Linked DNA regions of Homo sapiens: region 2 is linked to region 1. Evidence: read pairs that join two places in POLR2A ChIA-PET (ENCODE). Cell type or tissue: Caco-2. All regions are shown on one strand. Each heading gives the region's core, and the rest is flanking DNA. Links, peaks and the distances in the headings are about the cores only. Region 1 overlaps ZKSCAN1 (zinc finger with KRAB and SCAN domains 1). Region 2 holds the start of LOC105375426 (a long non-coding RNA gene).

The links. ChIA-PET counts read pairs that join two places held together with the same protein. Peaks named below come from ENCODE experiments on the same cell type or tissue, not always from the same donor. Only the 100,000 strongest peaks of a DNase experiment are listed, where the experiment ranks them.
Region 2: POLR2A ChIA-PET joins it to region 1 with 8 read pairs; 2 of 35 experiments call an interaction of 5 or more read pairs at or near these places.

The regions. Positions count from the first base shown.
Region 1 is chr7:100,019,962-100,025,334 of GRCh38, reverse strand. It overlaps ZKSCAN1 (zinc finger with KRAB and SCAN domains 1), which reads right to left. Exons shown (of 6, transcript NM_003439.4): 2 at 1,403-1,916; 3 at 1,028-1,181. The coding sequence starts at 1,828. Among named protein-coding and RNA genes, the nearest start is that of ZKSCAN1, 7.1 kb to the right of the region's middle. In Caco-2, for the core only: no CTCF peak of the experiment used is centred there; a DNase peak (open chromatin) is centred at 2,434.
Region 2 is chr7:100,262,252-100,267,624 of GRCh38, reverse strand. It overlaps LOC105375426 (a long non-coding RNA gene), which reads left to right and starts at 141. Exons shown (of 2, transcript XR_927809.2): 1 at 141-1,009; 2 at 2,495-2,758. It also overlaps the pseudogene CASTOR3P. In Caco-2, for the core only: no CTCF peak of the experiment used is centred there; DNase peaks (open chromatin) are centred at 904 and 2,584.

The DNA of each region.
Region 1 (5,373 bases), core at 321-5,320:
TTTTTTTTTTTTTTTTGGAAACAGACTCTCTGTCACCCAGGCTGCAGTGCAGTGATTATTTTTATATATTTTAAATAAAATGGACCTTTAAAAAAGATTTATGATCCTTTTGAAGATAATTCATGACATACTAAAATGTTTTAAAACCTAGGCTGAAAATAATGACATCTGTTCCCAATACTTTCCTATTAAAAATGTGCTGGACATCTGGAATGCTGATAATTCAATAAATAATGCCTACCAGGTTCATTACGCATAGTTCATTTGCCTTCGTAGTAACATTTAACTCCTGAGATTGGTCTGTAAGTTGTATTTTCCCCAATATTTGGTAATAATGACAACAATGTAGAATAACTAAAAACAAAAAACAAGCATGCAGCTTTTTTTCATTTTTTTTTAAATTTTTAATTAATTCTTTTTTTTTTTTTTTTTTTTTTAAGACAGTCTCGCTCTGTCACCAAGGCTAGAGCACAGTGGTACGATCTCGGCTTACTGCAACCTCCACCTCCTGGGTTCAAGTGATTCTCCTGCCTCAGCCTCCCGAGTAGCTGGGATTACAGGAATGTGCCACCATGCCTGGCTAATTTTCATATTTTTAGTAGAGACAAGGTTTCACCATGTTGGCCAGGCTGGTCTCAAACTCCTGACCTCAAGTGATCTGCCCGCCTCAGCCTCCCAAAGTGCTGGGATTACAGGTGTGAGCTACCGTGCCGAGCCTAATTCTTTTCTGTAAGTAGCTTTTGAGACAGGGTCCTTGCTGTGTTGCCCAGGTTGGAGTAGTGGCATGATTACAGCTCACTGCAGCCTCAACCTCCTGGGCTCAAGCAATCCTCCCACCTCAGCCTCCTGCGTAGCTGGAATCACAGGTGTGCGCCACTATACCTGGCTAATTTTTCTATTTTTTGTAGAGATGGGGTCTCGCTACGTTGCCCAGGACTAACATGCTTCTTCATCACAGGCACTCAGCAGCACAAAGACTCTCGTCCTGAATCATTTCCCTTCCCCTAAATGAAACCTTGCTTCTTACCTCGTGACTGTAAGAGGCGGGGTTTCCGAGACGAATGTTTGAAGTGGGACTGGGTGGCCTCGTGATGAAGGTCAAAGCTCGAGGACTCCTGAACTGGATCCAGAGGCACCATCCCCCTTGCGAGCATCTCAGGTCCATGAACTTGACCTGGGACCTGAAGACAGACAGGTTGGGCTTGTGGGTAAATCACTTTGTAAATGGGAATTAAAATATTTAAAAACAGACCATGAGTATGCCAGTGGATGCAGGAAGAAAGCCAGAACATTTTTAAGACAGAGTAACCACCTAATAACCTAAAGCCTGCCAATACTTCTCCTGGCTCCAGTTTCAACGTCTGTGCCCTGCTCACACATAATAGGTTTCACCTCTTTTTACCTGTTGTCCTGATAAATCAAGCTCCAAGTCTTCTAGAAGGGTCACGGCCTCCTCTCCACTATCGGGGCGGTATTCCTGCAGCCAGACCTGGAGCTCCTTGGGCAGGATGGAAAGAAACTGCTCTAGCACCAGAAGCTCCAGGATCTGTTCCTTGGTGTTTATTTCTGGCCGCAGCCACTGATGACAAAGTTCCTTCAGCCGACTGAGAGCCTCTCGGGGCCCAAAAGTGTTCTGGTAACAGAAGCGCCTGAAGCGTTGGCGGAATATCTCTGGGTCTGGAGGAGGCGTGTCCTGTAGGGTGGAATCCTGCCCCCACATGTGGTCTTCCTCATCTTCCTCTTCCACCTTCACTATTACGATACCATCCTTCTCCTGTGCAGCCTGTGGGGACAGACCCGTGGCTTCCCGTGATTCAGCAGTCATCATTCAGGCTCCAGGAACTGACTTGATCCAAACAGGGTCTGTGCTCACCTTTATGTCCTGGGAGGTTTTATGATGTGTTTCTTTACTATTCCTGAAGTATAAAAAAAAAGTCATTAGTACGTACCTTTACAAAAAGTGATCTGTGCTGCTAACACTTTATAGGAGGCAGCACATCGAGGCACTATCAGAACGCTCCTGAGGCCGGGGGTGGTGGCTCACGCCTGTAATCTCAGCACTTTGGGAGGCCGAGGCAGGCCAATCGCCTGCGGTCAGGAGTTCAAGACCAGCCTGGCCAACATGGTGAAACCCCGTCTCTACTAAAAATACAAAAGTCAGCAGGGCATGGTGGCAGGCGCCTGTAATCCCAGCTACTCGGAAAGCTGAGGCAGGAGAAACGCTTGAACCCAGGAGGTGGAGGTTGTAGTGAGCCGAGATTACGCCACTGCACTTCCTACCTGGGAGACAAGAAGTTAAACTCCGTCAAAAAAAAAAAAATCCTGACAAATCGAGGAAAAAACTGTACAATCTCCACTGTCACTTCATATATCAAGATTTGCAAACAGAAACCTCAAACAGGCCGACTCCACCCTCAGGGTGTTTGCTTGGAGTCAGAGTGATTTACCTGCAGGTTGACAGCAGGTTACGAAATGGAGCATTAACAGTGCCCAGCCCAGAGAGCTGAATGTTAGCAGAGTGCCAGGTGCCAGGCTTAAAGCAGTACACGCACCATCTTCTTTTGTCCCTACAACAGCCCTAGCAGGTCGGCCAAACTGTTAAGTGCTGTTTTACAAATGACATAACTGAGGGTTAGGTTTGCTCAGTAGTAGGTGGCTGCCTACTGGAGTCAATATTCAACCAAATTTGAAGCCCTGGGACCTACTTTTGTACCATCCAGCTACTTTTGCTATTTTTATGAGTGACTTGGGCAGTTAAATTGTGGTTTCCAAAGTACAAGATGATCCGCAAAGGATACAGAAAGAAAATAATTGGAATGTCTGTATCTTAAAAGAGAGAGAAATTAAGCTATAAATTGACACTAATACACTTACTTAGTCTGTGCTGACCTGTCACAGGTGTTGTTCATTTTAGACATTGTGATGTAGACTGGTTTATCTGAGACCAGTTATGTGAAATAATGGATTTCTAAATCTAGCTTTGGCTGGGCGCAGTGGCTCATGCCTATAATCCCAAAACTTTGGGAGGCCAAGGCGTGCGGATCACGAGGTCAGGAGATCGGGACCATCCTGGTCAACATGGTGAAACCCTGTCTCTACTAAAAATAGAAAAATTAGCTGGGCGCGGTGGCGGGCACCTGTAGTCCCAGCTACTTGGGAGGCTGAGGAAGGAGAATCACTTGAACCCAGGAGGCGGAGGTTGCAGTGAGCCGAGATCGCGCCACTGCACTCCATCCTGGCCACAGAGCGAGACTCTGTCATAAAAGAGACAAGCAGCTTTAAAGATTCTTGTGGCCAGATATGGTAGCTCATGCCTATAATTCCAGCCCTTTGGGAGGATGAGGCAGGAGGATGCTTGAAGCCAGAAGTTTGAGACCAGCCTGGGCAACATAGCAAGACCCTGTCCCTATGAAAAAGAAAAAAATTAGCTGGGCATGGGGACTGTGTCTGCAGTCACAGCTACTCAGGAGGCTAAGGTGGGAGGATTGCATGAAACCAGAAGTTTGAGGCTGCAGTCAGCTACGATCACGCCACTGCATTCCAGCCTGGGTGACAGAGCAAAGCCCTATCAGGAAAAGGAAAAAAAAAAAAAAAAAGATTCTTATAGAGAAACTGCAATTACAGGACACACTAATAATATAAACAGATGTGAACAAGAAGAAAATGGCACAGATGAAGCTTCTATCTAGAGTAAGGTTTTAGCCACATTAGGAGGTAAAAACCAATGTCAGTCTAAATCAAAGAAAAAGTCACCAATGAGTAATCAGCTTCTTTAAAGAAAGTGTGAAGAAAGGGCAATTACAGGAACAGCTGTATGAAATGGTTCCATTGTTATGTAATTTAACTGCCAAAAATGATGTCAAGTATCCAGGAAAAACCCATCTATGTTCACATTTTAGAAACTTGGGGCTGGGTGAGGTGGCTCATGCCTGTAATACCAGCACTTTGGGAGGCTGAGGCAGGGAGCAGGGGGCCACCTGCGGTCAGGAGTTCAAGACCAGCTTGGCCATCATCGTGAAACCCCGTCTCTACTAAAAATACAAAAAATTAGCTGGGCATGGTAGCAGGCGCCTGTAATCCCAGCTATTTGGGAGACTGAGGCAGGAGAATCGCTTGAACCCAGGAGGCTGAGGTTGCAGTGAACTGAGATCACGCCATTGCACTCCAGCCTGGGTAACAAAGTGAGACTCCATCTCAAAAAAAAAAAAAAAAAAAAAAGGAAAAAAAAAAGAAACTTGGAAATATTTTCTAACCTGTTTAAAAATCTTTCAAATGAAGAATTTCAGGTGGGTCTTAAGCCTATTTGTTAAAAATATAAAATGCCACCACCTGATTAGTTTGTAAGACTATACCCTGCATTTCAACAACAAAAATTCAGCATGGTTGATAGGTTGGATCAATCACAAGTTACTAAGCAGAACTGACACTGTGATTCTTCCATCTGAAGCTACAAATCTTTCTGAATTTATTCTTTTCACCTCTACAGCCATCAAAACTAAGCATCAAATTGAAGTTTTAGAAACAGACCATTAAACTGCTTTATCATGATGGGTTAAACCGAGTTTTAAACTAGCAAAAGCATTTTTAGTTTTATGGCTCTCACTAAACATATTCTTAATTTTGGTGAAAAAGGGATCATGTACATATAACAGCACAAAAATTATATATACATATATATTGAAACGGAGTCTTGCTCTATCGCCCAGGCTGGAGTGCAATGGCATGATCTCAGCTCACTGCAACATCCGCCTCTCGGGTTCAAGTAATTCTCCTGCCTCAGCCTCCTGAGTAGCTGGGATTACAGGCCATACTTATTTTTTTTAATCTAGTTCCATGAAGTCCAGCTTCCTTTCTTTGGTTCCCTGCCTTCATTTTCTCCCTTCTCTCCCACAATCCACCTTTCAGATTATTCTTTCTAAAACTCTACAGCCTTGCAGTTAATACTTTCCAGTGCCTGGTCCCAATTTTCCCTCAAGCTTCTTTTCCCATCAATCCCCCCATAAACCTTCCCTATGCAACAAAAGCCCTCTCATCAGTATTTCCTATATATGCCTTGTATTTTGACTGCCATCCTTTCCTCACATCACACTCCATGCCTGGGACTTCCCCCCGCAGTCCTCTCTGCCTTTTCAAATCCTACTTAACCTTTAAAGCTAGCTAAAACGCGACTTGCCTCTTATCACTGTTCAAGAACCCTCTCATAACTATAACAGTAAGAGCCAATGTTTACTGAGTGCTTTCTAGGTACCGGGTATTTAAGCATTTTCACTTGACCACATAACAATCTTAGCAGGTAGCTACACTTATCATCTCACTGTATAAAGAACTGAGAGGCTGAGCGCAGCGGCTCATGCCTGTCATCCCAGCACTTTG
Region 2 (5,373 bases), core at 223-5,222, 240 kb before region 1:
CTTGCTCTGTTGCCCAGGCTGGAGTGCAGTGGCATGATCTCAGCTCACTGTAACCTCTGTCTCCCAGGTTCAAGCGATTCTCCTGCCTCAGTTTCCCAAGTAGCTGGGATTACAGCTCTCTACCACCATGCCTGGCTAATTTTTGTGTTTTTAGTAAAGACACCTGGAACTCCCAAAGTGCTGGATTACAAGTGTGAGCCACTGTACCCAGCCATTAAGCATTAACTGGGAAGGCCCTGGGGCCACTGGCCAGCACCAGTTTGTGAGGGCAGAGCCAGAAAAGCCCAGGCTTAGAAGACTTTTTACACACACACATAACGCATCCTGATTCTGGAAAGTGGAGATGCTGTCACTGCTCTCACAGAACTAAGCCAAGGACCTCACCTGTCATTTAGGTGTCAGGCCTCTGGCAGGGGCAGCCAAAATGCTCTAGGACCACAGAGCTGCAAGCCAGTAAGGCTTCCTAGAGGAGGCGGCATCATCTGATCCAAGAATGGGGTGATGGGTGGCATGAGAAAATGTCAGGAGGTGCTGGGGATAAAGCAAGATGAGCAAGCAGAGAACAGGAGTGGGTGGGTACAGATGGATCAGGGGAGGGGTATGGGTGAAGAGTGTACAGGGTGAGCCCCAGAGCCGTGCGTGTGCCCACTCAGGACAGCCATAGTCTGCTGCTGCCTAGAGAAAGGGGCTGGCTCAACCCTAGCTCCCAAATCTTTTTCCTATGACTTTTTCCTTTGTCCTTATCTCTTTCCTGAACTATCCAGATATCTTCCTGCCTCCTGCCTCTAGGGCAGCCCAAATGCTCATTGCTGCCCCATCCCTCTGGGCTGAAGGAGCAAACGCCTGGAGGCTGGAAAGAGAAAGGTGTCTGCAGGGAACAAGCCGCTGTCCTGTGGTGGGTGCAAATTGGTATGCTCTGTTCACGCAGAAACCCAGCAGTGTGTACCTGCTGTAGGCAAGGCCTAATAGGAAGCGCGAAAGGAGTTTCTGTCCCATGGGAGGAAAAGACGTGAGTCCTGTGTGTTCTCCAGCAAAGGTAGAGGGTGAGAGGACCAGAGGCCCGCACAGGGGGCATGGCTGGGAGTGCAGGGGCAGGGGGGGAGTCCGGGAGGATGGAGGGACACAACTGGAGTGGGTGCTGGGTCGACTTCATGCATTCCTTCAGAATCCCTGGCCACATCTCTGCCTTGTTGGTTTTGTTTGTTTTTTCAGACAGGGTCTCACTCTGTCACCCAAGCAGGAATGCAATGGCGTGATCTCAGCTCACTGCATGCAATCTCTGCTTCCTGGGTTCAAGTGACTCTTGTGCCTCAGCCTCCCGAGTAGCTGGGATTGCAGGCATGCACCACCATGCCTGGCTAATTTTTTGTATTTTAATAGAGACGGGGTTTTGCCTTGTTGGCCAGGGTGGTCTCAAACTCCTGACCTCAGGTGATCCACCCACCTTGGCCTTCCAAAGTGCTGGGATTACAAGCGTGAGCCACCACTCCCGGCCTGAATTCTTTCTTGATCAGATGTCTTCTGTCTATCCACTCTGGCTCTGTCTACTCCCTTCCCAACACATGCTCTATTTTAGGTAACCATGGTAGTTTTGTTTTGTTTTGCTTTTGCTTTTGTTTTTGGAGATGGAGTTACACTCTGTCTCCCAGGCTGGAGTACAGTGGCACGATCTCGGCTCACTGCAACCTCTGCCTCCTGGGTTGAAGTGATGCTCCTGCCTCAGCCTCCTGAGTAGCTGAGGTTACAGGTACCACCACCATGCCTAGCTAATTTTTTGTATTTTTAATTCAGATGGGTTTTACCAAGTTGGCCAGGCTGGTCTTGAACTCCTGACCTCAAGTGATCTGCCCGCCTTGGCCTCCCAACGTGCTGGGATTACAGGCATGAGCCACTGCACCTGGCCAACTGTGGTAGTTTTTAGATTTTTTTGTACAGAGGGGGTCTCACTCTGTTGTCCACGCCGGTCTCAAACTCCTGACCTTAAGTGATCCTCCCTTCTTGGTTTCCCAAAGTGCTGGGATTACAGGCATGAGCCACTGCTCCCAGCTGCTGGTGGTTTTAAAAGCTAGGATCGGCTGGGCGCCGTGGCTCACGCCTGTAATCCCAGCACTTTGGGAGACCGAGGAGGGCAGATCACAAGGTCAGGAGATCGAGACCATCCTGGCTAACACGGTGAAACCCCGTCTCTACTAAAAATAGAAAAATTAGCTGGGCGTGGTGGCGGGCGCCTGTATTCCCAGCTACTCAGGAGGCTGAGGCAGGAGAATGGCGTGAAGCCGAGATCCCGCCACTGCATTCCAGCCTGGGCAACAGAGCCAGACTCCGTGTCAAAAAAAAAAAAAAAAAGCTAGGATCCCTCCACCCCCCTCTCCTTTAAATGTCTGTCTTGGCTACTTTCTTCTAAGTCACTAGGAGATGGTAAAAGCAATACCGCAAGACTTCCGAGGCTAGGGCACAAAACGATAGCTTCTGCGTGGCGCTCCCTCTCTCCCAGATCCCTTGCTCTGTGGGAAACCAACCCCCAAGGCCTGAGGACACCCAAGCAGCCCCATGGAGAGGCCCATATGGAGAGGAACTGAGGCATCCCACCCTCAACCGGCAGAGCGGGGCTTTGAAAACAGATCCTTTCGCCCCAGGCAAGCCTTCCAATGGATTGCAGCCCCAGCCAATGCCTTGAACTGCCAAGTTCAGCCACACCTAAATTCCTAACCCATAGGAACTGTGAGAGATAATAAAAGTTTGTTGTTGTTTCAAGCCACTAAGATTTGGGGTAATTTGTTATGTAGCAACAGATAAGGAATGAAATGACCCTGCCATTTATCATTGAGACGGGAACAAACATTTTTTAGAATAGCAGGAAGTACTTAAAATAATTACTAGGTTGGCCAAGTGCAGTGGCTCATGCCTGTAATCCCAGTATGCCTGTAATCCCAGCAAGCCTGTAATCCCAGCACTTTAGGCTGATCGCTTGAGCTCAGGAATTGGAGACCAGCGGAGGCAACATGGTGGGACCCCGACTCTGCAAAAAATACAAAAAAATTAGCTAGGTATGATGGCGCCTGCCTGTGATCCCAACTACTTAGGAGGCTGAGGTGGGAGGATTCCTTGAGCCTAGGAGGTAGAGGTTGCAGTGAGCCGAGATTGCACCACTGTACTCCAGCCTGGACAACATAATGAGACTCTGTCTCATCATCATCATCATCATCATCATCATCATCTTAACAATAATAACAACAACCTGCAGACAATAGGGCAAACCTGACTATGTGATCATGCTACCTTTAGTCCAGCCAGAGAACTCTCATGAGTCCTTAAACCTAACACAGACACTTCTTGAGGTCGGCTTCAGCATCCTCTCCTCCAGGAAGCCACCCTGGTGCCTGGTGAGTGGCTTCCTGGGATCACCCATGCCTCAGGGTGCAGGATGAGAGGGCTGGTCCTGATCCCCTTCTGTCCTCACCCCCAGGTCCATGTCCAGGGCTTAGGACCGGTCGTCCCTCGGTGTTGACTTATCTCCCAGGGATCAAAAAAGTCAGTTGTAGCTGGGCGCAGTGGCTCACGCCTGTAATCCTGGCACCTGTGGGAGGGCCAAGCAGGTGCATCACCTGAGGTCAGTAGTTCGAGACCAGCCTGGCTAACAAGGTGAAGCCCCGATTCTACCAAAAATACAAAAATTAGCCGACGTGGTGGCGGGCGCCTGTAATCCCAGCTACTCAGGAGGCTGAGGCAGGAGAATCACTTGAACCCAGAAGGCAGAGGTTGCAGTGAGCCAAAATCATGTCACTACACTCCAGCCTGGGCGACAAGAGTGAAACTCCATCTCAGAAAAAACAAAAACAAAAACAAAAAAACCTTGTAAAAGGTTTAATTGGTCTCTTCTGAGCCTGCACACAGCTGGAAAGGTTTTCTCTTATAACAGATCTGCAGTATGAGAAACCAGCCCAGTTGCATCCGCGCTGGGCCAGTGGGATTCTGGGTGTCCAAGGTCCCTGTGGGCCATCCACGGTGCTAAATTAAAACTTTTTGAAAAACATTCTTTTTTTTTTTTTTTTTGAGACAGAGTCTGGCTCTGTCCCCCAGGCTGGAGTGGAGTGGTGCGATCTTGGCTCACCACAAGCTCTGCCTCCCGGGTTCACACCATTCTCCTGCCTCAGCCTCCCGAGTAGCTGGGACTACAGGCACCTGCCACCACGCCCGGCTAATTTTTTTGTATTTTTAGTAGAGACGGAGTTTCACCATGTGAGCCAGGATGGTCTTGCTCTCCTGACCTCGTGACCCGCCCGCCTCGGCCTCCCCAAAGTGCTGGAATTACAGGCATGAGCCACCGCACCTGGCCTGAAAAAAATTCTTGAGACAGGGTCTCACTGTGTCACCCTAGTTGGAGTGCAGTGATGCAATCCCAGCTCACTCCAGCCTCGATTTCTCAGGCTCCAGCAATCCTCCTGCCTCAGCCCCACTGAGTAGCTGGGACTGCAAGCACTCACCACTACACCCAGATAATTTTTGTTTTTTTTGTAGAGATGGGGTCTTGCTATGTTGCCCAGGCTGGTCTCGAACTCCCGGACCCAAGTGATCCTCCTGCCTCAGCCTTCCAAAGTGCTGGGATTACAGGTGTGAGCTACGGTGCCTGGCCTAAATGGAAAACTGGTGTCTAGGTGCCATATATACTCAGGCTTGCCCTCACCATAACACATTGAACATACTCCAACCTCTGAGCTAGATCTCTGCTCGAAAACCTGAGGTTTTGCTTGCACACCCCAATTTTTTTTTTTTTTTTTTTTTTTGAGACAGGGTCTTGCTGTCACCCAGGCTGGAGTGCAATGGTGCGATCTTGGCTCATTGCAACTTCCATCTCCTGGGTTCAAGCGATTCTGGTCCCTCAGCCTCCCGAGTAGCTGGGATTACAGGTGCACGCCACCACACCTGGCTAATTTTTGCATTTTTAGTAGAGATGGGGTTTCATCATGTTGCCCAGGCTGGTCTTGAACTCCTGACCTCAAGTGATCCACCAGCCTCGGCCTCCCAGAGTGCTGGGATAACAGGTATGAGCCACCGCGCCTGGCCATGCACCCACATTTACAGCAACCTTATTCACTAAGGCCTAAAGGTGGAAGTGACCCAGGTGTCTACTGATGGATGAACAGATCAACAAAATGGGATGTATTCACACAGAGGAATATTATTCAGAGGGGAAAAAGGAAGGAAATTCTGACACATGCTACAACATGAATGAACCTTGAAGACATCATGCTGAGTGAAATAAACTAGTCACAAAAGAACAAATACTGCATGAGATCCCACTTGTATGAAATACCTGGTGTAGCCGGAGTCATAGAGACAGAAAGAATGGTGGTTGCCAAGAGCTGGGGAGTT